3 separate regions of the Mus musculus genome follow, and regions 2 and 3 are each linked to region 1. Evidence: chromatin loops called from intact Hi-C (ENCODE). Cell type or tissue: left cerebral cortex. All regions are shown on one strand.

The links. Hi-C counts contacts between places; a loop is a spot of excess contacts. Peaks named below come from ENCODE experiments on the same cell type or tissue, not always from the same donor. Only the 100,000 strongest peaks of a DNase experiment are listed, where the experiment ranks them.
Region 2: it touches region 1 in a loop (2.0-fold over the local background); 7 of 42 quality-filtered maps call a loop at or near these places.
Region 3: a loop joins it to region 1, with 9 times the contacts of the local background. A loop is called at or near these places in 3 of 42 quality-filtered maps.

Annotation. Positions count from the first base shown.
Region 1 is chr15:100,757,234-100,765,233 of GRCm38, forward strand. Slc4a8 (solute carrier family 4 (anion exchanger), member 8) reads left to right here and starts at 4,514. Exons shown (of 25, transcript NM_021530.2): 1 at 4,514-4,741. The coding sequence starts at 4,697. Gm52175 (a long non-coding RNA gene) reads right to left here. Exons shown (of 3, transcript XR_003951485.1): 1 at 7,390-8,000; 2 at 7,161-7,293; 3 at 5,456-5,693. In left cerebral cortex, CTCF peaks have their summits at 367 (motif pointing right), 4,408, 4,611, 4,884 (motif pointing right) and 2 weaker places; DNase peaks (open chromatin) are centred at 373, 4,461, 5,238 and 5,578; H3K4me3 peaks cover 2,382 bases; H3K27ac peaks cover 2,184 bases.
Region 2 is chr15:100,980,675-100,988,674 of GRCm38, forward strand. Scn8a (sodium channel, voltage-gated, type VIII, alpha) reads left to right here. Exons shown (of 26, transcript NM_011323.3): 11 at 3,015-3,371. Among named protein-coding and RNA genes, the nearest start is that of Scn8a, 48 kb to the left of the region's middle. In left cerebral cortex, a CTCF peak has its summit at 3,213; DNase peaks (open chromatin) are centred at 2,935, 3,301 and 4,000; H3K4me3 peaks cover 819 bases; H3K27ac peaks cover 1,045 bases.
Region 3 is chr15:100,867,399-100,875,398 of GRCm38, forward strand. It overlaps a transcript of Scn8a not described here. Among named protein-coding and RNA genes, the nearest start is that of Gm35569, 37 kb to the left of the region's middle. In left cerebral cortex, a CTCF peak has its summit at 3,227 (motif pointing left); DNase peaks (open chromatin) are centred at 2,603, 3,085, 3,543, 3,812 and 7 more places; H3K4me3 peaks cover 4,538 bases; H3K27ac peaks cover 3,305 bases.

The sequences.
Region 1 (8,000 bases):
CCAGGGAAGCTCCCAGGCATCCCGAGGGAAGGATGGACGCCCACGCGTGGCCTCCGGGGTCAGATACGGCTGACCTCAGCCCAAGCGTCTCTGTCTCTGTGCACTTGCTGTTTTGGGTGGGTGACCTGGGTCAACTGACACCGCTAAGTTTAAGCTTCTCATCTGTGAAATGGGATCAGAGTCTATCTCAGTCTGCCTCACAGAGTTGTGGCTTGGATCAGGTGAAGTTGTCCCGGTGGTTCTGTGTGTGTCTGTATGGCTTGGAAAGGGAAGACCAAATGAGCCCTGGGAGAGGAGCCTGCAGTGTCAGACTCTGCTCCTGGCATACTTTTGTAATTCACATAACTGGCCTGAAGATGGCGCACTTGACCCTCAAGGGCCACAGGTCCTGCCTCTTTGCAGCTAAAGGGAAACCAGATCTAGGGAGGACTCCTGGAAATCCTTGCCCTACCCTGCCCTCTCCTTCCGTGGGTGGCTGAGATCTGTCTTGTGGGGACAGTTAGGTATTTGGGCACATCCTCCCTTTGGCCACCACCTTTAGCCATCTTTAATGAACACTCTGCTTTGGGTTTGTGCTGTAATCCATCCCACCTTCTGGTAGCTGCACGTTGCCCAGGAACTCCTGAGCCAGACAGGCTCTCTTTGACACGCTGGACTCTTGGGCTGTCCTTGGCTCCACAGAGCGCCCTCTCTGGTGTAACCGTGTTCGTTCTGTCACAGCCTTCACAGTAGCTGCCATAGCTTACAGTGGTCTCTTCTACTTGATTCCTGTCTCCTCACTAAGTTCCGAGTTCCGGGGGGTTGGGGGGTGGGGAAGCTTTTCTCATTGCTGTTTGTCCAGCACCCAAGACACAGGATACAGAGCTCTCAGTAAAGCCATTTTAATTAACAAATAATGATTGAATCCCTGCTTAGTGACTGCCTGACCTAGACGTTGCTTGGTTTCTCCGTGACTCAATTTTCTCATTAGTGAGACCGAGAAATAACAGAGATGCTATGACTACTTCGATAAATGGCACATTTATTTCACTAGGCCCTGGTGCCTGGAGGGATGGCTCCCTAAAACCTTTAATGGCATGATATATATATATATTTGTGTGTGTGTGTGTGTGTATTTTTTGGTTTTTTTTGAGACAGGTTTCTCTGTGTAGCCCTGGCTGTCCCAGAACTCACTCTGTAGACCAGGCTGGCCTCGAACTCAGAAATCTGCCTCCCTCTGCCTTCCAAGTGCTGGGATTAAAGGCGTGTGCCACCACCCCCCGGCTAATATTATTATCATTATTATTATTATTATCATTATTATACAAGGAAAGTAAAGTTTGAATCTATTATCCAGCTGTTGTGGTTTGTATATGCTCAGCCCAGGGAGTGGCACTATTAGGTGTGGTCCTGTTGGAGTAGGTGTGTCACTGTGCGAGTAGACTTTAAGGCTAGCTGCCTGGAAGCCAGTATTCTGCTAGCAGCCTTTAGATGAAGATGTAGGCCTGCCTGGATGCTGTCATGTTCCTGCCTTGATGATAATGGACTGAACCACGGAACCTGTAAGCCAGCCCCAATTAAACGTTGTCCTTATAAGAGTTGCCTTGGGCGTGATGTGGTGGCGCACGCCTATAATCCCAGCACTTGGGAGGCAGAGACAGGCAGGTTTCTGAGTTTGAGGCCAGCCTGGTCTACAGAGTGAGTTCCAGGAGCCAGGGCTACACAGAGAAACCCTGCCTCCAAAAACAAAAAAACAAACAAAAAGAGACAGAGTTTAGAGCTTACAGGGTTCTCCCTATATTGACAGATTGATCTCAAAGCCTCCAGCATCCTGTCCAGCTTCCCAAGTGTGCCTCCTGCTCCCCTTCAGCATCAAGTCTGTACTGAGTACCTGGCTGACCTAGAGTTGTGCCCTTCACTAGGACTGGTTGGGATGACTGTCACCGAGTTGCTTCCCCACCCCACCCCACTGTTTTTTTTCCTTTAGATTTATTTTTTGTATATGAGAACAGAGTCACTGTCTTCAGACACACCAGAAGAGGGCATCAGATCCCATTACAGATGGCTGTGAGCCACCATGTGGCTGCTGGGAATTGAACTCTGGACCTCTGGAAGAGGAGTCAGTGCTCTTAACCGCCGAGCCATCTCTCCAGCCTTACCAGAACATCTTCTAATTATAACATTTCTTTCTACTGCTCTTTTCACTACTGTTTTCCGTGTTGGACCGACTGTGGCTACTCTGCATGTTACCACTCTCAAATCTTGGCCCCAGACTGGAGATGTTTGCTCTCTTCACCCTGGCAGGTGTGTGCGCACACGCACAAGCCGTGCTGTGCACATGGAGGTCTGAGGTCAGCTTGCAAGAGTGGGTTTCTTTTTACATCGTGTAGGTCCTGGGGGATCAGATTCGGATAATGAAGCTTGGTGATGAGTGGTGTCACCTGCTGAGCCATTTCGCTGAACCTCAATACATGTATAAATAGATTGAAATAAACATACATATATTTGCAATCTTCTAGATGCCTAGCAACCTCTGAAGCTATGTGGAGTACAAAGGCATAGAAAGAAAAAACGTTGTGAGATGATAACCAGGCAAGGTTCCTTTTATAGATGATCAAAAATAATGATGTGAGTGATGGCTGGAGAGATGGCTCTGGGGTTATGAGCACTGACTGCTCTTCCAGAGGTCCTGAGTTCAAATCCAAGCAACCACACGGTGGCTCACAACCACCTGTAATGGGATCTGATGCCCTCTTCTGGTGTGTGTCTGAAGACAGCGACAGTGTAATCACATACTTAAATCTTATTTAAAAAATGATGTGCATGCATGCACATGCGTGTGTGAGTGTGTACATGTGCACATTTATGTGTGTACTCATGTATAAGTATGCATGTGGAGGCCAGAGTTTGATGGCAGACACCTTCCTCAATAGCTCTCCACTATTGTTGTTGTTGTTGTTGTTGTTGTTGTTGTTGTTGTGTTGTTTCAAGACAGGGTTTCTCTGTGTAGCCCTGGCTGTCCTGGAACTCACTTTGTAGACCAGGCTGCCTCAAACTCAGAAACCCGCCTGTCTCTGCCTCCCAAGTGCTGGGATTAAAGGTGTGTGCCACCACTGCGAGGCTATTTTTTTTTTTTTCTAATGTGCATTGGTGTTCTGCCTGCATCTATGTCTGTGTGCTACATTTATTTCTTGCACCTGAGGAGCTCAGAAGAGATGAAAAAATTCCCTGGGACTGGCATTCTGGATGGTTATGAGCCTCCATGGAGGACCCGGAACCCAACCCAGGTCCTCTAGAACAGCAACAAGTTCCCTTAGCTGCTGAGCTGTCTCTCCAGCACTCTCTGACAGAATCTCCCACCAAGTCTGCAGCTCATCATGGATTGGTTGAGACTGAGGCTGGCTGGCAAGCTCCGGGGACTCTGCCGTCTCTACCTTCCCCAGCACTGAGATCACAAGCTTTTGCCTCCAGACCCAGTTTTCCTAGGTGCTGCGGATTGAACTCTGCTCCTCACACTTATATGGTAAGAACTTTTTAGACCGAGCCATTTCCCCAGCTCCAGAGACATTAAGGCCCAATCTTGTTTCTTATTTTGATTACAGTGTGTACTGATGATATGTGGAGATTGAAAAAAAATATTTTTGTGTGAGATAAGGTCTAACCAGGAAGTCTAGGCAGGCTTGAACTTGCTGCTATCCTGCCTCAGCCTCCTGAGGGCTAGATGAGCCTGCACCACCATAAGGGTTGAACTTTGACATGTACTGGGTCATGCTCCTTTCTGCAGTTTTGGCAGAGGCTGAGATTGATTGCCACGATCCCTTTCCCCTCAATGGCTTGGACTCACCTCCACTCTCAGGAGACAGAAGACAAAGGCCCCTTTCTTTCTCTCAAGCTACGGATGGTTAACCTACTCTGTTTCCTTTTAAACTCAGATCAAGTCGAATGCCTTACTCCTCACTTTCCAACCTCGCCTCAGATCGGTTAGTTCCGCTGCTGAACAATAATTCGTCTTACAGTATGTCTTTTGGACACGTTGAAATCACCCTCAGCTCAACCCCCACTGTCTGCTGTCAGTCTTAGACTGGGGAGACCCGAGTCTCAGCCTCTTTGACTGCTTCCTGTCTGCTGCTCTCTAACGCTCTTCAATCTGGCCACTAACTCAAGGGTTAAAAGTAATTTTAGAAGGCTCTCTCTTCTCATTACTTCCTCCTGCCATCTTGGTTTCGGAGGGAAATTTTCTATTAATTTAAAACCCATCTTCCGAGGAATAAAATCAGAACAGGTAAACCTGACACTTTCCCAAGAGTCAGGTGCAGCTGCAAACAGAGGCAGGGATTTTCAGTTCCTAGCAAGCAGTAGGAAGGACCTCGGAGCCCGGAGGCCCCCTAAGGGGGGAGGCGGTTTCTAAGGCAACCGGCGCGGGGAGGGGGTTGGCTCTCTGGCGCCCTCCTCCCTTCTTCCTGGTAGCCCAGGGTACCGCCGGACAGCGTCCTCCCGTGCTCCGCGCGCTGATTGGCTGCTCGGGGCGCCCTCTGATTGGCTGCTGCGGGCGCCTCGCGGGCTGATGGCTATGAAGGTGGCGCCGGTTGATGGTTGACCGATCCTTGGATCCAGGGTAGGGGTCGCTGCGCGTGCGATCGTCTCACACTGGACTACAGGGCGCGGACTGCTGCAGCTCAACCTGGAACCTACCGGCGAGACCAGGCTCCGCCCGGCCATGCCCGCCGGGAGCAACGAGCCGGACGGCGTCCTCAGCTATCAGGTGGGCCCCGCCTCCCGCTCCTCCCCGGCTCAGCCTCGGTGTTCTGCCCACCGCCCCGCTCCTGCCCCAGCCGGGGTTCCAGGCGTGTCCCCGAGGGCAGGGGGGAGGCCCGCACGGGACGCCAGGGGGCGCTCCGGGTGGCCGGGGAGGGTGACCTTGGGCCGAGCCCGGAGCCGCCGGCACTGCAGCATCCCCTGCGTCGCCGGCTGCCCGGTGTCCCGGAGCAGTGACCTCTGTCCGCGGGTCCCGGTTGGCGGCCCACACCGGCTTCTGGCCTTGCCTAGTTATGCTGTAGGTGGACGAGAGGGAATCCAGGGACCTTGCGCGGGTCTTTGTGTTTTGACTCTGTTTCCTCAGTGACTCAGAGGAAACCTTGCAAAGACCGGGAGGCTGGGAACAGCCCTGAGAATGTAGCCGGCTTTGTGGATCCCTCCGTGCTGCCCAGACAGCTGACAAGTTCTGGGTATGGATGCACATGAACCAGGGGAGCCGTGAGGTGTCAACAGCGCCGACACCACCAGCCTTACCTAGAACAACAGGGGCGGCTAATGTTAGGAAGCATTGGACTAGGTGTGAAGGGTCAGTGGGTACAGGTTCCAACCTGCTTCTCATAGGCTTCGCGATCTGAGTAAGCTACCTGTCTCTTGGAACCTCGGTTTCCCCATCTATTAAAATGGAAATATGTGTACGGTTTACTTCACAAGGCTGTTTTAAGGACTCCGTGAAACACAGTTTATTGTGTGATATCCAGTGAGTAGTAGCTTTTTGAATTCTCACACCGGCTTTCTTGTGAAACCCGATCAGGTGTGGTTACTGCTGTGCCAAGAGGGTTTGAAGGAGGGAAGGGAGCTGAGCCGGAGACTAGTACCGAAGCAGGAAGGGTGGCGGGTCTTGGAAGCAAATGCCATGTTGACATCAGGAGTGGGTTCTGGGAGGAGGCATGGAGAACTTCCTGCATGTGGTGAATGAAGTGGGCATGACACACCCTGCCCCTCTTCCCGGCAAGTAGCCTTTGCTTGCCAGTCACAAAAATAGATCTAAGATCTTGGAAAACCTTTCCCCATCTGATCTTATGACATGCTATGTTATAGTCAACCTTTGTTTGGGAGACAGTGAGCAAAAATAGGCCATGCTCTTGCCTCTTCCAGCTGGTAGAAAAGGAGAATTAGCGTTTTTGTTTGTTTGGTTGGTTGGTTTTTTTGCCTTTGGCGGTTCTGGGGATGGACTGCCTTCTACTTGCTATGCAAAGGCTCTACCACTGAGCCATACCCTGGCTAGAAGTAAGAATTGTGTGTGGATGCCTGTGTGTGTGTGTGTGTGTGTGCCCGAGCACTCATGTGGTGGCTGGCCAGAGTTTGATATCTGGTATTCACCTTATTTATTCATACATGTTCTTACACTGAACATCAGCTGGCCATGAGCCCTTGGGATCAGCCTATGGTGAGGTCCTCTCACCCGCCCCGAATGCTGGTATGCTTTAACACGGGTCCTGGGAGTCTGGATTCAGGTCTTCATGCCAGAACAAACACTCTACCTTCCCTGCTTCCCAAAGTCAACCAAACAAAACACTGTAGTCCTAGTCCTCCTGAGGCAGGAGGATTGTGTGTTTGAGGTCAGCATAGACTACATCATGAGACCCTGTTTCAAAAAAAAAAAAAAAAAAAAACAACCCAAAACCAAACAACAACAAAAACTACATAAAGGAAATGTGTCATCATAAACTCAGGTGCTTCGGCAGTGTCCCAGACAGCCCTGTGAGAGGGTACGTGACTCAGACCATGGGAGAGGTTTCTAATGAAGAAAATTTGGGCAAAGGTCTGAAGAGTGAACATCAGCTGAAGGAAAGGGGAGGTCGAAGAACTTGGAAACAGAACAGGAATTTCAGACGTCCTGTGGCAGATGTGGAGCAGGTTCTGGAAGGACAGTGTGGTGCAGCCACAGGAGCCACGGGGGAATGAATGTAAGGTGTGTTCTGGGTTAGTAACATAGGGAGACACCGTGGCCCCTGCTGAAGAAGCTGGTGTTTACCCGAGGACCAAGAGTTGTCACTGGTGAGGGGGCTTGAGACAGAAGATGGGGTCCCGATCAGGCTAGGGTGTGTGTGAGGAGATCTGTCTATAACCTGCAGAATGTGTGCTGGCTGTATCAAGTAACACTTGGGTTCTGTTAGTGGCCTGTAGAATTGATTCCTTTGTGTCTGCACACATTGTAAGTGTGTTCTTTACAGTGGGTGATGGAGTGGGCTGGAAAAGGGCTGTGAGGTCAGGTAAGGGAACTTGAGATTTAGGGAGGGAGGAGAATAAGGGCTGAGAAAGGAATGGCAAGGGTTTGAAGGGATAGTTAGCCAATGGGCGGTCACCGTAGTGACCACGCCCTCTGTGACCACGCCTCCTGAGCCCGCCCGAGGGAGGGACTGGACCTTGCAGAGCAGGTGAGCTGTTTGAGTTGTTGAGAGCAGAGGTTCAAGACACCACAGTTGCACATCCTGACTCCATCCCGGACCTTCTGACGTAACTGTCCACAGCTGCCCTCCATCCGGCATCCAGAGGGGGCTTAGAAACACAATACAACACATCGTGTCTTATCTCAAAACCTGCCAATGGCCTCTTGAGCAATTTAGAATAAAATCCAAACTCGGCCATACTTACCAAGGTTTGACATGGCCAAGGCTTCGGCCAGTCTCCCTGGAGTCCTCCACTCTGACCATGGCCTCCAGCTCTGACTTCCTTTGCCTTTCTTTGGTATGACGTGTTCCTTCACAGCTCGGGATCCGTCCTCTTTCTAGGACACTCTTCTGCCTCATGACTCACTTGTGTCTCCTGACCTCCACCCCTGAGTCAGAGATATCCATAGGATTCTCCTTGTGTTCCTTCCCAGCAAAGAGTGAGTGTGAGTGTACTTGTCTTCATATCCTGTTGTCTCCTTAGCTGGAAGTTCCAAGGGGCCCCGGAAGAGATGGTCCTTTCTAACTCTGCCTGGTGTCCGGTCAGTGCTTGGCTGCTGGAAATGAAGGGCTCGTGGGCCAGAGACAGAAGTGCCTCTCCTCATGGTCTACTGAGCAGGATGTTCACGAGAGAATTTGCAGGTGGTCGCTGACCCACACGTCCTGTACCTTGGCTCAGGTTAGCCATGGGATCTTTCCTCTCCTCTCCACTGAGGAAATTCCTTTTTGACCTTCTAGGCTGGCTTCCTGTAGCTTCACCAGAATTGAACATTCAGGCTCCCTGTAGGCACCACCTGCCACGGGTCCTTAGGCCTT
Region 2 (8,000 bases), 220 kb after region 1:
GACTTTACCTTCACATAGGTGAAAATAACCTATGTATGATTCATGACTCTCTCTTTGTTTTTACTTTTGTTTTGTTTTTTTGTGGTACTGGGGGTAGAGCTCAGCCCCGTGTGAAACTCCAGCAAGCGCTGTAACAGGCTGTGCTTCCAGTCCTGATTTTGATTTTCTTGGTGTGATCCCCAGTGATAAAACTCAGATATGTCTCAGAAGTTTGTGGGTTTTAGAGGCAAGTCAGGAAAAGACCAAGCAGCAAGTGGAAGACACGGGTGATGTGCATTGAATTAGAATTCTTCAAAGAGAATGTAACCCATTTAGGGACAGAGGCTTTGTGCATTACAAAAAGAGAAGGGACCTAGAAACACTTTGGAACATAGAAGCAGAAATGAAATTCTGGACAGTCAAGGGCAAAATCCTGAACACAGCAGCCCTACCAGGGTTATTATTATTAACTGCGTATTGCAGTTTTCCTTTAATGTTTGCAATATGTATGCTATATTGACACAGTAGTCATTTTAGCAGAAAAGTAGGCCTAAACTCTGAGGCAAAAAACTCTGGCTACAGCTTTGAACTGTAAAATTTCCCTCAAAGCCTGGTGCCTTCCTCTTACAGAAGTTAGCTCGCCCTGGGCTTTGTCTCCCTTTCAGCACCTGAAGACTTAGGAACCAGATCTACCCGTGACCTACACAGAGCTGTGGCTGAGATCAAGCCCCGGGGCCCAAAGCTCCCCTGCAGTACCCTCCCCATGCCCCACCCTACCCCATCCCAGGTCAGCTTATGCGACTCCTTGCCCTAAGGATGTCAGCTGAAAGGAGTATTGAAAGCATTGGTGCCTACAAAGTCTTCTTTAAAACAGGAACCTTAACTACACCACAACACTTTCCTCCTATGCATCTATTAAGAGAAAAATAGTTATAATCAAATATTCTGAAATGCTGTAAATTCAGGATTGGAATTATTATGAGTGGCACACATACTTTTTCAAGTGAAAGCAAGTTTAATTTGACCACTTCCTTTGATATAGAAAACTACCTTTGTGGAATAGATCATATTTCAGACTCCCTTAAACTAATGACAGTAAATCTGCAGTCTTAAGACTCTGATACAATGTATTTAGAGCAGGTACTGTGAGACTGTAATACAATGTATTTAGAACAGGTACTGTGAGACTGTAATACAATGTATTTAAAGCAGGTACTATGAAACTCTGATACAATGTACTTAGAGCAGGTACTATGAGACTCTGATATAATGTATTTAAAGCAGATACCATGAGACTCTGATACAATGTACTTAGAGCATGCACTATGAGACTCTGATATAATGTATTTAAAGCAGGTAGCATGAGACTCTGATACAATGTACTTAGAGCATGTACTATGAGACTCTGATACAATGTATTTAGAGCAGGTACCATGAGACTCTGATACAATGTATTTAGAGCAGGTACCACGAGACTCTGATACAATGTATTTAGAGCAGGTACTGTGAGACTGTAATACAATGTATTTGAAGCAGGTACTATGAAACTCTGGTACAATGTACTTAGAGCAGGTACTATGAGGCTCTGATATAATGTATTTAAAGCAGGTACCATGAGACTCTGATACAATGTATTTAGAGCAGGTACTATTATAAAATTCTTTTGCTTTAAAATATCCACACTGTTGATAATTTAACATGGTTTTGCTTGTCCCTTTTTCTGTTGTGTTAGCCAGAGCTGCCTTAGAGTAAGAGTAGCACACAGTGTCCGAGAATCATTAATATCCCCCTTTCCAAGACCCTCAGCATTCAGGAAAGGGGCTGCTTCTAGCCAGGCAACACATTCACTAGCAAGTTCACCACGCTCCATGCTCAACAAAATGAAAAGGAGTGAGTTCATCATCTGGCAGGTCCTTAAAATACATCTGGCTGCACATCTGGCTGCTAGTCTGCAGTATGGTTTTCGGCATATAACTTGGAAGGAGTTCAAAGAATTGAATGACATTATAATACAATTCTTTCCAAGATAATATTTACATGAATAAGGGGCCCAACCCTTAAAATCGATTATTAGGAATGAGCGTGGGTGAGTCATAGCTTCCTCCCCTCATAAGTAACCCTGTCAACAAACGGGGAAGCGCGAACTTAAAAAACAAAACAAAACAGCCATCTCACTGAAAGGTGTGCATCAATAGCTACTTTTAAGTTAATTGCTTGTCAAATATACACTAGATAGATAGATAGATAGATAGATAGATAGATAGATAGATAGATAGATTGTGTTTGTGCGTGTGTGATCAGGTACATTCATAAAAACTATAATCTGAGAGAAATTGAAAAATATCTCAGGGACTCATCACCACAGAAGGAAGTTTTAAATTTTAGAGGCGCTTCTTTTGTTCAGAAAAGTATTCAGTGGTGATCAATAAAACACTTGTAAGCATAAACATGCACTTTCATAAAATTTTAGAGGGAGTGTGCAAAGAAAATATGCTGAAAGATAAAAATAAATGAAAAATTTGGTAGAGTCTTGAACATGTCAGTGCTGGGAAATAAATTATTTACAACGATTTAAATTCTGATTTTAAAAGGTGTTAGCTTGAAAGTAGAGGAGAGTCGGCTGACTAAACAGTGGTGTTTTCTAGTTCTATCAGAACTCCAGCAGGTTCCCATGGAGAGAGGGCAAGTTCTGATTTTGCTAGGTGGGCCATGGAGTCCCAAGTTGGGTGGCGTTAAATGCACATTCTGTGGGAGCTGGTCGTAAGCACAAGAAACAGTGATTTGCAAGCAGGGTCCATTGGAGATCCTGGGTATTTGGGCAGCGAGGTGTGATTAAGAGTAAGATGTTTGGTAACAGACCAACCTCCCACAGGACTTTCTGGGTCCCGGTGTGGCCAGAGGACAGCAGGGGCGCATTGGGCAGGGCCACATAGGGCAGGGGGAGGCCATGTCTCTGGGCCGTGGGGCTGCTTGGTCTTACTCCTCTCTTTCTCTTTCTCTCTCTCTCTCCCTCTCTCTCATCCCCCACCACCCAGTCGCTGCTCAGCATCCCAGGCTCGCCCTTCCTTTCCCGACACAACAGCAAAAGCAGCATCTTCAGCTTTCGGGGTCCTGGACGGTTCCGGGACCCCGGTTCGGAGAACGAGTTCGCAGACGACGAGCACAGCACAGTGGAGGAAAGTGAGGGCCGGCGCGACTCGCTCTTCATCCCGATCCGCGCCCGCGAGCGCCGCAGCAGCTACAGCGGCTACAGCGGCTACAGCCAGTGCAGCCGCTCGTCGCGCATCTTCCCCAGCCTGCGGCGCAGCGTGAAACGCAACAGCACCGTGGACTGCAATGGCGTGGTGTCGCTCATCGGGCCTGGCTCGCACATCGGGCGGCTCCTGCCTGAGGTGAAAATAGATAAGGCAGCTACAGACAGTGTAAGGAAGGACATGGTGGGCGGGGCTAGGCATGGCAGCCTCCCCTCCTGCAGCCTCCTGCCTGCCTTCCTGGCCTCGTGGGCTGCCTTCCCTTCTCTCCACTGTCCCTCCTCGGTTTCCCTTTACTCGACCTCAGTCTTCCCTCACTCCTTTCCGTAGTTTCTGCTTCATCTCCTCCTGCCTTTCCGGGCTCTTCCTAATTTACCTCTTTCCCTTTTCCTCCATCTAAACAAATCAGGCCGCCCTCTGCCCCTCCCTCTATACACACACGCTTTGATTGACTGCAGGACAGAATGAAAAATGACCATTTGCCACTACCAGTGAGTGACCTAGTCTGAGCTGGTTTGAAATCACTGCTTCTTTTCCGTCATCTTTTCCCGACTAGGAAAACAGCTTGGAATTTAAAGACTTTACTGTTTCAATTTAAATATATATTGTTTTTGAGTTATTTTCTGCCCCTATACAGGATGAGACATTTTTTTTTTTCCAAAGAGAAATGATCATACTTGATGCTGGGGTGGAAGTTGTACCAGACAAGCAAGCCAGGAGTGGTAACTGGACCCAGAGTATCAGAATGGATTGGAATGGGGAACTGAGGAGCCGGGAAAGTGGGAGGTTGGGGCACGAACACATGCTTTATGGGGGAGGAAGGAAAGAAAAGAAAGGCAGAAGATAAATTTAAGTGGAGTCGATTGTCAGGCTCTGGAGGAGGAACACATAATAGCTTCTAAGGGCTCAGTAACGGTTCCCTCTTTGGGAAAAGCCATCTCCACATTTCTTTAAATTCTAAGCTCTTTTTAAAAAGTTTTAAATTACTAGACCTCAGTAGTCCTAACCCTGCCTACTTCCAGCTTTTTAACGTCTGCAACTGGTGTGGGCCTCTTGAGGCAGCATGTTCTTCTAACGGTCTAACCCCTCTGTGCCTCTAACACAGCATGAAGACCATTAGCCCCTTAATTAGCATGGTGCATGTGGGAAAGGAAGCAGATCGTGGGCAAAATGTCTCTGGGTGATCTGTGTTAGGACTCTAGGAAGCTGTTGACTGTACAGATAAAGATCCGAAAGGACAGGGCTGGTATATGGAACTTAATGGAAGCAGAGGTATATCTGGCATGCCCATGGCTCTCCGTTCCCTCTAGCAGCACATGCTGGGGTGGAAGGAAATGGAAAAAAAGAATTCAAAAGTCGGTTTGAGTTGCCTCCCCTCTCTCTCTCTCTCTCTCTCTCTCTCTCTCTCTCTCTCTCTCCCCCCTTTTATTTAAAAGGAAAATGTCTTGTCCCTTAGACACTTAGTGATTTACAAGCTACAAATCCCTCCCCCCACCTTCCGTGGTTGTGGCAAAGCAGCTACGTTTGGTTCTAGGATCCAACCAGGGCCATCTACATAGTAGACCAAAGCTCTCCAACTGGGCTACACCTCTAGACAGCCTATAAGTTAGTTTTAGAACCGTTACCCTCTGAATACCCAGTCCTTTCCTTCCAGTTGGCTTTAATGTCATCTCTGTCTACTCTGTTGGCCATTGCCCTTTTGGAGACCCAATTGTTTACAGGTACAATGAAAAGTAATGACAAACAGTGACTCGGTCCTTCAACCAGAGCGCTGGCCAAATAAACAAAGATATTACCATCTTATTACATTTTCATTTGATTTTCACTGATTCTGTAGCTAGGGTGAACTTTGAACTTGATACCCAGATACATATTCTCTGGGAAAACCAACAAGAGTGGACACCAGTGGAAAGTAAGGATTGGGTCACAGGGTGGCACAGCTGAGGCAGCTCAAAAATTCAAATATTCAAAGGCAAATTGAACTGTGATGTATTGATAAAGCTGCCTTTCCCACCCTCCCCCAGAGAAAAAGTATGAGAGGAAGTATCTATACGTTAGCTTAGACATGATCAGGCTGGAGGACTGGACTGGGTTGGGTTGGGTTGGATTGGGTTGAATGGTTTCTGCTGTACTGTGTAGAAATGTTCAGTTGAGCAGATGGCGGTGCAGTAAGGTTTCTGTCCCTCCCTGTACTGTGGAGTACCATGTAGGCACTTAGGAGATTCTTTAAAATAGCCCTATGTGATGTTGGAATGAAGAGCCCCAAGGCCAGGAGCTCAGAACTCCAGCACAACAGAAAGAGGCAGCAGGCAAGAGCATCATTATCATCCCCGAGGGCTTCATAGCCAAGGAAGCCAGAACACTTCAGTTATGGCTGATTCCTAATGGTGCAGGAAGATGTGTCAGTTATACTAACAGGCTCTCAAGAACCAAACAGACTAAGTAGGATGCATCTGCTATGTGGTGCGAGACCAAATCCACATGGAGACAGATGTGGAGGGGGAAAGACAACTGGTCGGAGGCTAGAGACATTCCCTGTGAATGAGTGAGGTATTTTCCCAACCTTGTGATTTTCTTATGTATGTATCGATCAACTACGTCCATATTCCGTGTGTGTATGTGTGTGTGTGTGTGTGTGTGTGTGTGTCTAACCCAAGGCCGGCAATCACTCTATGACTGAGCTGCATTTATTTCTATCCCTTGGGTTTCGGTTGCTCCCTTGCCTTCACTTTGTAGTTCAGATTGCCTCACCCTCCTGAGCACTGAGCCTGCAGACCCGAGCCACCACAGCTTGCTATTGCTTAATTTTTGTGACCACACTGTAAAGTAAGTGATTTTTGTCTTCAGAGAGAGATTTAGTAACTCGGCGTAAGTGAAACTTGAACCGAGGTCTCCGGAGACCCAAGAGATCTTTCTGACAGTTAAAATATTAGCTTCTTTGCAAAGTTAGGGAAATAGTCATTTTTCCTAAGAGGAAATAACATATTAATTCTTTTATGTTAAAACATTATTGTTTTAATTATGAAATTTAAGGTATTAATTACTCATCTGGAAGCCTGAGCCAGATAAATAATCACTGCATCTTTAGGCTGAGATATATTGATCCTTACTATCAGGTATGTTAAGAACGAACTTGTCTTCATACATGTTCATGCTCTGTGGATTGGTATAGAAGCCATTGATACTGTATCCAGTATCCATGCCTAGGCATGAGTCCAGCTAAGAAATACAAATAAAATTTAAAAAAGAAAGAAAGAAAGAAAAAGAGGGGGGAGGGGAGAAGAAAGTCTTCTGTGCTCTATCTCATTAGCATCTCATTAGCATCTCATTAGCATCTCATTAGCATCTCATACAAAACATTCACACCCTCATTGATTATGTGGTTGTGATTGACAGATGGGTTTTCTTTTTTCATGGTTTAGAAATTTTCACTCTTCTTTTTTGCTGATGCAGAGGAGACTCTTCTGATTCTTTTTTTGTTTGTTTGTTTTGTTTTTGTTTTTTGAGACAGGGTTTCTCTGTGTAGCCCTGGCTGTCCTGGAACTCACTCTGTAGACCAGGCTGGCCTCGAACTCAGAAATCCGCCTGCCTCTGCCTCCCGAGTGCTGGGATTAAAGACGTGCACCACCACCGATGGGAAAGGGAGAACAGAACCGTTGATCTGGCGCACGCCTTTAATCCCAGATTTCTGAGTTCGAGGCCAGCCTGGTCTACAGAGTGAGTTCCAGGACAGTCAGGGCTACACAGAGAAACCCTGACTTCAAAAACAAACAAACAAACAAACAAAAACAAACGAAAGAAAGAAAGAAAGAAAAGAAAAGAAAAGAAAAGAAAAGAAAAGAAAAGAAAAGAAAAGAAAAGAAAAGAGGTGCCACCAACAGTCCAGAACCCACTTAACTGAGAAATCTGTCGAGGGAGATTGCAAATGTCCAGGCTTTGTCTCCTGTGATGCTCAGAGGCCCCTCTCTGAGAGGGAGGTATTGCTATTGCCTTTGTTGTTGAAGAAACAACAGGGCTTCGGGAATTAAGCAGCCCCTCTCCCCTCCCAGATCACACAGGAATTAGTTAAGGTGCCCTAAGCAGTGTAAAGCTTGCTCTACCTTGAAACTGACGCTAAAGCACAAGCTCTCCTGACTGCTCATGGGACTCTGGGACGATTTATTGCTTGGCCTGTTTTCTTCTCTGTAAAAAGCAAAACCAAAATGGAGAACACAAAGCCGGAGGCCTTTGCGGTAGGGGCCACAGTGAAGGCTAGAAGTCAGGCTGCGGTGCCCGGGTGCTTACAGCCTGACTTTGCCATGCTCTGCCCGATCTCTCTTAGTCCAAAGAAGGATGGAGAGAGTTGTTTGCCTGACTTGGAAAGGGTGAGGCCCCTTCTTAGACCATATAGATCCTTTGAGAAAAGGGAGTTATGGTAGACTTATTTCAAAGCAGAACCCCACAGGAATTGTAGAAATTCTTGACTAGTTAATGATTGTAATGGTTCTAAGGAAGCTTTTAAAATACTATAAATTTCAGTTATAAGAAAGTGATTGATGGACAGGCAGTGGTGGCGCACGCCTTTAATCCCAGAACCTGGGAGGCAGAGGCAGGTGGATTTCTGAGTTTGAGGCCAGCCTGGTGTACAGAGTGAGTTCCAGAACAGACAGGGCTACACACAGAAACCCTGTCTTGAGAGGAAAAAAAAAAAAAGTACCTGGCGGCAGATGAAGTTCAGTTGTGATTCCTCGTGAAAGCAAGTTTGTATCAGTATGAAGCTGTAGCTTCCTT
Region 3 (8,000 bases), 110 kb after region 1:
TAGGATGGATAACCATGGTTACCCTCTCTGTCTAGGATGGATAACCATGGTTACCCTCTCTGTCTAGGATGGATAACCATGGTTACCCTCTCTGTCTAGGATGAATAACCATGGTTACCCTCTCTCTCTGTCTAGGATGAATAACCATGGTTACCCTCTCTGTCTAGGATGAATAACCATGGTTACCCTCTCTGTCTAGGATGAATAACCATGGTTATCCTCTCTGTCTAGGATGAATAACCATGGTTATCCTCTCTGTCTAGGATGAATAACCATGGTTACCCTCTCTGTCTAGGATGAATAAAAACAGACTCCCTAGAAGAAGTCACAAAGTGTATGTTATGTACAGATAAACACACGAGTCCCCTCTCCCCACCCCACCCCCCCAATCCCACACCTTTTATAGAGGAATGCTAACGGGTCCAGTCTTGTCCTGTTTCCTTTGGGTAATCTGATCTTAAGTTAGCCAAGTTGCAAAATACAGAAAAATCACCTGTACTTTTATATAGTTCCAGTGAATAATGGGAAATCGAAATGTACAAATTGTTAAGTGACCCATCTGACACACACACACACACACACACACACACACACACACACACACACACGAAAACAAAACGTTTAGAAATGCACCCTGGAAGGGGAGTAAGACTTGTCTCATGAAAAACTGCAGCCACCAGAGCCCTCGGGAGACCATGTAATGCTTAAACAGGGACCTCATGATGCTAGAACAGAGGCCACGTAATGTTGAAACAGAGACCACGTAATGCTGAAACGGATTCATTGGTTCCGTTGTCAAGGAAGTTTCCCCAATGCTGACTGCTTTAAATTCATGCAGTTTTGATAAAAATTCCAGTGATTTCTTGTTGTTACTATTTGGTAGAACTTGACAAACAGAGTCCAAAGTTTGTAGGCAAATGTGGAAGACCTAGACTTGGAAAGCCAGCATTGGAAAAGCAGAGAGGACAGTGAGAAATGAGAGGCTAGCTGCTGTCATCCTGACCCTGCGTCCCAGCCTTGCCAGAGCTGGGCTGGCAGGCCTGTGTCACGAAGCCCACGGTGCTTTTTGTGCTTAGGAAATCCAGGGTCCCATCAAGCTGTGTGCTCCCCCACCGCACACCACACATGTGTGCTTCCCCACTGCACATCACACATGTGTGCTCCCCCCACCGCACACCACACACGTGTGCTACAACACAGCACACCACACATGTGTGCTCCTCCACCGCACACCACATATGTGTGCTCTCCCACTGCACACAACATACGTGTGCTACGGCACAACACTAAATCTTCCGTGTGTAAAAGGGCTTCTGCTGCTCTATTCCAACGTTTATTTTAAAGCAAGAGTAAGCAAGGTCAGGTAAACATGTAAATGAAACAAGAGTCCAGGACAAGAGCCTTATACATCTGGTGAAACATCTGGTCTATGGAAGAAGAAAAAGTAAATTGGACTTTGCAAAACTTAAGAGTTTTATCAAGAGACAAAAAAATATAAATCCACACTAGGAAACAACATTTGCCAACCATGTGACTTAGAAGATGTATATCTGTAAGAAATATGAATAGTTCAAGTTTCAATAAGCAAACACCCTCTAAAGTATGAAAGACCCAAATAGACAACTTCAACCAGCAGGATTTACTGAGCCAAGACATTTAACACATTTAGTCATTAGTGAAACAGAAGCTAAAACCGCAGTGGAATAATTCATCACACTATTAGAACGGCTAAAATTAAAAAGCCTGGTCATGCCAGATGCTGACGAGGATGTGGGGCACTGATGCCCTACTGTGCTGTGGGCTGATGACCTACTGTGCTGTGGGCTGGAACTGAAATGGCAGAAGCGCTTTGAACAGCAGCTCAGAACCTCCTTTCTTTTTGTTGTTATTTTAGCTTTGAAACATGGGGACCTCCAGCCTGAAACTTGCTATGTTCCCGAGAATGACCTTCTCTGGGTTACGTGGGTTACGTGGCTGGTGTCGGAGAGGCCCCCCAGGGCTTTGAGCATGTGGGCAAGCACGCTACCAATAGAGCACACCTGCAGTCCCTGAATTTTCTTAATTTTGTTAAGTTACCTAAAAGAATCCAGACATTTCCTTCCTAGATATTTATACCCAGAGAGATAAGAGAATGTCTTCATACAAAGATGCATTCATAGCAGATTAATCTGTAACGAGCAAAAACCTGGCGCTAGTTCAAATGTCATCAATAAGCAGTTTAAAATTTGGTATGCCCCTTCATAATGATTATTACCCAGTGGCAAGAAGAAATGAATACCTCGCGGCAGCATAAAAAAAAAAAAACTCAAAATAATCATGCTGAGAGAAGTGTCCTATACCCCTCCCCCCCAAAAAAAAGGTTCATACTGTATGATCCTATTAACTCTGGAAAATGCAAACCAATGTACAGTAATAGAAGATTAGCGGTTGCCTGGGGGAGGCTTGTGTGTGTGGGCAATGCAAAGCTGGATTGCAAAGAGGCACAAGGAAACTTTGGGCATGCCCATCACCTTAGTGTCGAGGAGTTCCTGCACGCACACACATGTCAAAATATATTCTAAACATGGCGCTTACCGTGAGCCAAATATATCTCGAGAAAGCTACTGTAAAATGCATGTAATGGACACATTATGCCACATCCCGTGCTGGGCTGTGTTAGAAAACTGTAAATGCACTTCCCCTTTAGTCTCTACAATAAAGCTATCAGCTTGGTGCCGCGATTGACTGTTCCCTTCTAGTGACAGAACACTGAGGTTTGGACAGGTTGTCACCCGCCACTGCTTAAAGAGGGTGCTGTTCAGTGTCAACTGAATTTGCGTTTCGAGAGACACCGCCAGGAGTCCTCCTCACCTTCACCGTGAAGCTCCTTAGGCATGTGGAAGCAGTTCAAAGGCTCATGCCAACTTCACAGATCTACCCACTGAGTTTGGAGAAGGTAAGGTGACCTCTAAGCTTCCAAACCCGAGGAAGCGTCTTTGCCACTCACGGCAGGCCCCTGTCGTAACACTAGCTTTCATTTGCTGTGCGTTGGATCAGTTGACCAAGGATCAAGTCAGATACTCCGACTGCGGTCGCACGGTGACCGGGCGTGCCCGGGAGCAAGGAGACTCTTGTCATTGACCAGGGCCGCAGAGCATCTATCGGGTGTCGACGCCGGTGCTCGTGGGGCCGGCGGGGGCGTCGCGGAGGCGGGCCCGGGGACGCTCCCAGGCGCTCGGGCGCGGCGCCCCCTGCCGGTCGGGCTCCGGCGCGCATCCAGTCCGGAGCGCCGGGACGCAGGCCGGGGAGCTGGGAGCGAAGAAGGCAGGCGAGCGGGCGAGCGGGCGGCCGGGCGCGCCCGGCAGGGTAGGTGCGGCGGGGCGGGCGCGGGGCGCGGGCGGCCGGGCGGCCGGGCGGCCGGGTAGGAGGACGGGCGGGCGCGGGGCGCGGGCGGGGGGCGCGCGCGGAGGGTCGCGCGGGGGCCCGGCGGCGGGGGCGCGCGGCGGCGCGCGCGGCGCGAGTCATCAATTATGCAAGGGCTCGCGCAGCGCGGGGGGCGGGCGCGGGGAGCGCTCCAAGATGGCGCCCACCGCAGTCCCGCCCGCCGCAGCCTCGGCGCCTCTGCAGTCCGGCCGCGCCTCCCGGGCCCCGCGCTAGGGCCGCCGCCGCCTCGCCCGCCGCCGCCGCCGCCGTAAGTTGCCCCGGAGCCCCCGGCCCGGCGCCGCTCCTCGGCCTGGGCTCCCCTCTCGCCCCGGGACCCTGGAGCGGGCTCGCCCCTCTCAGCCCGGGGCTTTGCCGCAGAGCGCACGGCGCGGCTCGCGGGCCGCGGGGCTCACGGGGCTCGCGTGGCCGCCGTGGAGCGGGGTTTATGCCCTTCGTGCTTTGCACGGGTGTTTGGAAGTCTTGCTTCCTTCTACGGTGTTTGCCGGGGTTCCTGAGGAGGATGGGGGACCACCAGCTCCCACCCCTGGACACCCTGCCCTCCAGGTTGCCTGGTCGTCCAGGGACGCGGGCTTGCCCCGGTGTCCCCTCGGCGCTGCAGCCGGCACCCAGCCCCCAGTGCCAGCCCGGCCGGGGCTCTCGGGCTGCTCTGCAGCCCCTCTTCTCTGCCCCCTCCCCCAGTCCTTACTGGATCCTCCCTCATTCGGCTCCACATTGCTAACAACTGCAGAAGCCGGGGGACTCATGGGCTCGTGGGGCAGTCAGGACACCTCCTGTCCTTCACTCCTTTACTTGGATGTATCATTCCCCCTCTCGCCAGGGTGCTCAGGGATTGTGTTGGAGCCCCTCGCGACCTTCCTTAGCAGGTTAGGATTCCTGCATCAGAGTACATCACTTTCAGAATATCCCCCTTCCCCCACCCCACCCCTACGCCACCCTATGCAGAGCTCGTTCCTCTCCTCGCTCCCTTCCCTCCCCCACCTTACCACGGGCAGCAGCACCCTGGGCTTCTTGTTAGCGTTGGGATACAGAACTGTTTGCCCAGATCCATAGCTTGGATCCTTCCTCTCTGCTTCACCCTTGGTACCCTGGGGACCGCAAAACCTCTGCATTTCTCCGGGGAGCACCGCTCTGTCCTCTCCATTGCCCGCAGCAACCACCGGTGGAGACTTGGCAGTTAACTTTCCGGGCGGTAGTGGGGGCTGTCAGACCCCTTCAGCGTCCCCTAGGTTCGAGTTAGGTTGGAGTGGGAGTTATTTTTCAGCCCAATAAGCAGGAATTCTCCAAACCATGCATTCCTTCCAACTACTCCACCCTGTGCCCTCTCCCTCACTTACACTGCAGTTTTTGAAGCACCGGGGGAATACATTTTATAACTGGAGGTTCCAAGATTCGCATCAGTGTTCATAATCAATGTCATCTGTTGGGGTGGAGGTGGGGGGAAAACATAGAAAAAACTTTGCATTGCACCTGGCCGAACTCGGGCAGGGAGAAATAGCAGGCTGCAAGGTCTGCTGCACAGGGGGAATGGCTTTTAATGCACAGTGGGGTGGGCATCCGGGAAGGCAGGGATTGGAAGCAGGAAGTGTGGGTAAGGGCCTTTAGGGCAAAGGGGGGGGGTGCTTTTTATAACTGTTTTCTCGAGTTTAAACCTGGAGATCCTTTAGGGAGGTTGTATGTGTGTTAGGATCGGGGGATGTCTTAGCTTTCCAAGGAGATTTCGGGTGTGGTAGGTTTTTAAACGTCTCACAGGCTCTCTTCCCTTTTCTCCATGTGCATTAGAAGATATGGGGGAGGGAGCCTTGTTCTTTCCTCAAAAATATGTTTTTGATGTGTAATGCAAATGGCTGGACAACGTTAATACCCAGTAGCAGGATGGCAGGAACCAAGAGGCTCAAACGCTCAAAACGCTGAAAGCTTTTAGCATTTTGTCTGTAACCTGGCTCTTGAAATACTGCAGCATTTTCCTCTGGAACTCATGACCCATAAGGCCTTCAGTTCTCCCTGAAAGAGGATTTGATTGCTGTGTGTGGGGGTAGTGATGGTTTGGTGTTCCGTGAGAATTGTGTCTGTCCTAGAAATTGAAGCTCTCCGGAGAGGGGCTGCAAGCATGTTCTGTGTTCTCAGAACATCTGATGTGTGTAGATATAATATGTCTCTTACTGGGATGTGGTGGGTTTTGTGTAGCAATTTCTGTGATGGTTCAGGCTAGCTAGTCACTGGTTTCTTGGGGTCGCTTTGAGAGACTGACTTTATATGCCTTCGGTTTTCATTTGAGGTTTTGTCAACTTTCCTATAAATATCTGGAAAATTTTCTTTTAAATTAACAAGGATAGGGACTTGGGATATAGTGTATTTAAAAACAAATAGCTATACGGTTGCTTGAAGGAGGACTCTAATCAGTTCACCCTGACGCTCGCTCCTGTCGGCATTGCCTTTCCTTGGCGTTACGCTTGCTAGAGCGGTACCTGCTGCGGTGCTGAAGGACAGCTCCCTGGCTTGTGTGGCTGAAGTCACGGTGGAAGGGACTGGATTCGCTTTGCCGCTATGAACAGCAGGCTTTCCCCGTGATGTGGATCTGCATGTGCATGCGCAGCTGGGTCGTACTTGAGGTTGAAGGTCTGGTTATCACATTTTTCCTACTCCCACGTAACTCCTCACTTCAGCTGTCCCTCACAGAGAGGCAGTGCTGTTTTGGCTTCAGCAGATCGGTATGTAAGGCATACATTCTGCTGACCGCATGGTTTCAGGACCCCCCCCCCCCCCGGTCATTTCAAATAGCAAGAAACTGTCAATATTACGGTAATTTGGTCTTTGCCAGAAGAAATTCGATAGCTAACCAAGTTAAGCTGAATCTGAAGGGTACTTTTGCTAGGTTGATCTAAACAGTGAGCTGGGGATGGGACTCAGCAGGCCAGCTTGCGAACCATTATGTCTCTGTGGTATGCTGGTCTAAAATTGTTTTAAAATCATAGATTAAGAAGGTGGAACATAAAATTCAACTTGCTCAGCCTCCTGCCTCCCTTGGGAATCCTTCTTATAGGACCCCCTCCACTTTGAATACTTTGTTGGTAGGGAACTCAGTGTCACAGAAAATGGCTCACCCCGGTGGTTGAAATACTTTAATCTCTCTTAGAAGGTAACATGTGTCACATTGAAGGACATACTTTGGAACTACATAAGGGGCAAAAGTCTTTCACATGCTTGCTATCATGAAAGCCGAGACAACATTTTGTAGAGAGCTGGAAGACACTCCACCTATTTGAAAAGAATGCAAAGAAACATGGCTACCTAAAGTGAGAGAGGGTTCTATGAATGGAAAGAAAACTCTTTCATGTGCTGGGGTTATGTAACAAGTCTGGAAAGCACCTGATTTACTTAATGGGTGTTTAACCCCTGTGAGTTACACTGGGAAAGGCCTTACGCCCGTACTGTAGAGGAAGTATTAAGGATAGCTTATCCAGAGTGTGCCCAGTTGCCACAGTTATAAAAAATAACAAACACTGGTTGCAGAAATAGTATGGAGGGAAGCCCTGGCTTTTACTGCTCAGCAGGAGCATTGGCCACATGTGCTTGTGCCTTTCAGTTATAAGCTACACTTGCAGAAGTTGCTCAAATGATACTTTCCAAGTTGTAGCTTTCATGTTCTTAGACTCAGGGTCTAATAGACCCAGGGGCTCAGACATTAAGTTGTTACATTTCCATTTGCCTTTCCCCTTAATCCTTTAAACAATTTTCAGGAAACTATCTTTAATGTGAAAGAATTTACCCAGAGTAATCCCCACCCCTTTTTAAGTCTCTTGGCTAAAATGTAGCACATTAATTAGAGGGATAAAGACCCCCAGTCAGTAACTTGATGACCATTGTCATCCAGTACTTCCCAGGTGTAAGACACTGTATCAGACATGGACACATTTGCTAAATAGCACCAACTTAGAAACCATGACCTGCTCGAAACCGTGGCTGTAAGAGAGCCAGAGGTAGAAACACAACTTTGGCCCTGTGGGCATATCGATCGGAGAAATGTTGTGTGACTGTCAGGTTAAGCTCAGTGGTTTTTACCTAAAAATAGTTTTCAAAAGGGTGGAAAATAAATGTGGGGAAAGAGAAAGGAGAAGGCAGCTGAAGTTGTTTCTGTCCCTTTGTGAAGTTAGGACACATAGTCAAATGCTATGTCATGGAATAAGGAAAAGTAACCCAACCAATTGCCATTGTCGAAGGTAACTACAGGCCTTGGACAGAGCTAGTTCAAATCCTGACTTGGCTACTTGCTTTTTAACCTCGGGCAAGTTATCTAGTTTCTCTGGGTTTGTAAACATAGGAGTAATAATGCCTTCAATGCCACGCTTGTGGGGATTATATAAAATCTGCTTCCGTCCTCTCGAGGTTTGGCAGCTTAGTGGGTATTTGCATGTGTATCTGATATATATGTAAGTTTCAGTAGTCTGAAAGCAGATAATTCCTGGAAGTCTGCGCAGGAGGCGGGGTCTGCAGGTTCCTTAACCTGAATGGACATTGCTAGTCTCAAATGAGAAAAATTATACCATACAGGTGCTGCGCTGACCCCACACCGCCCCATG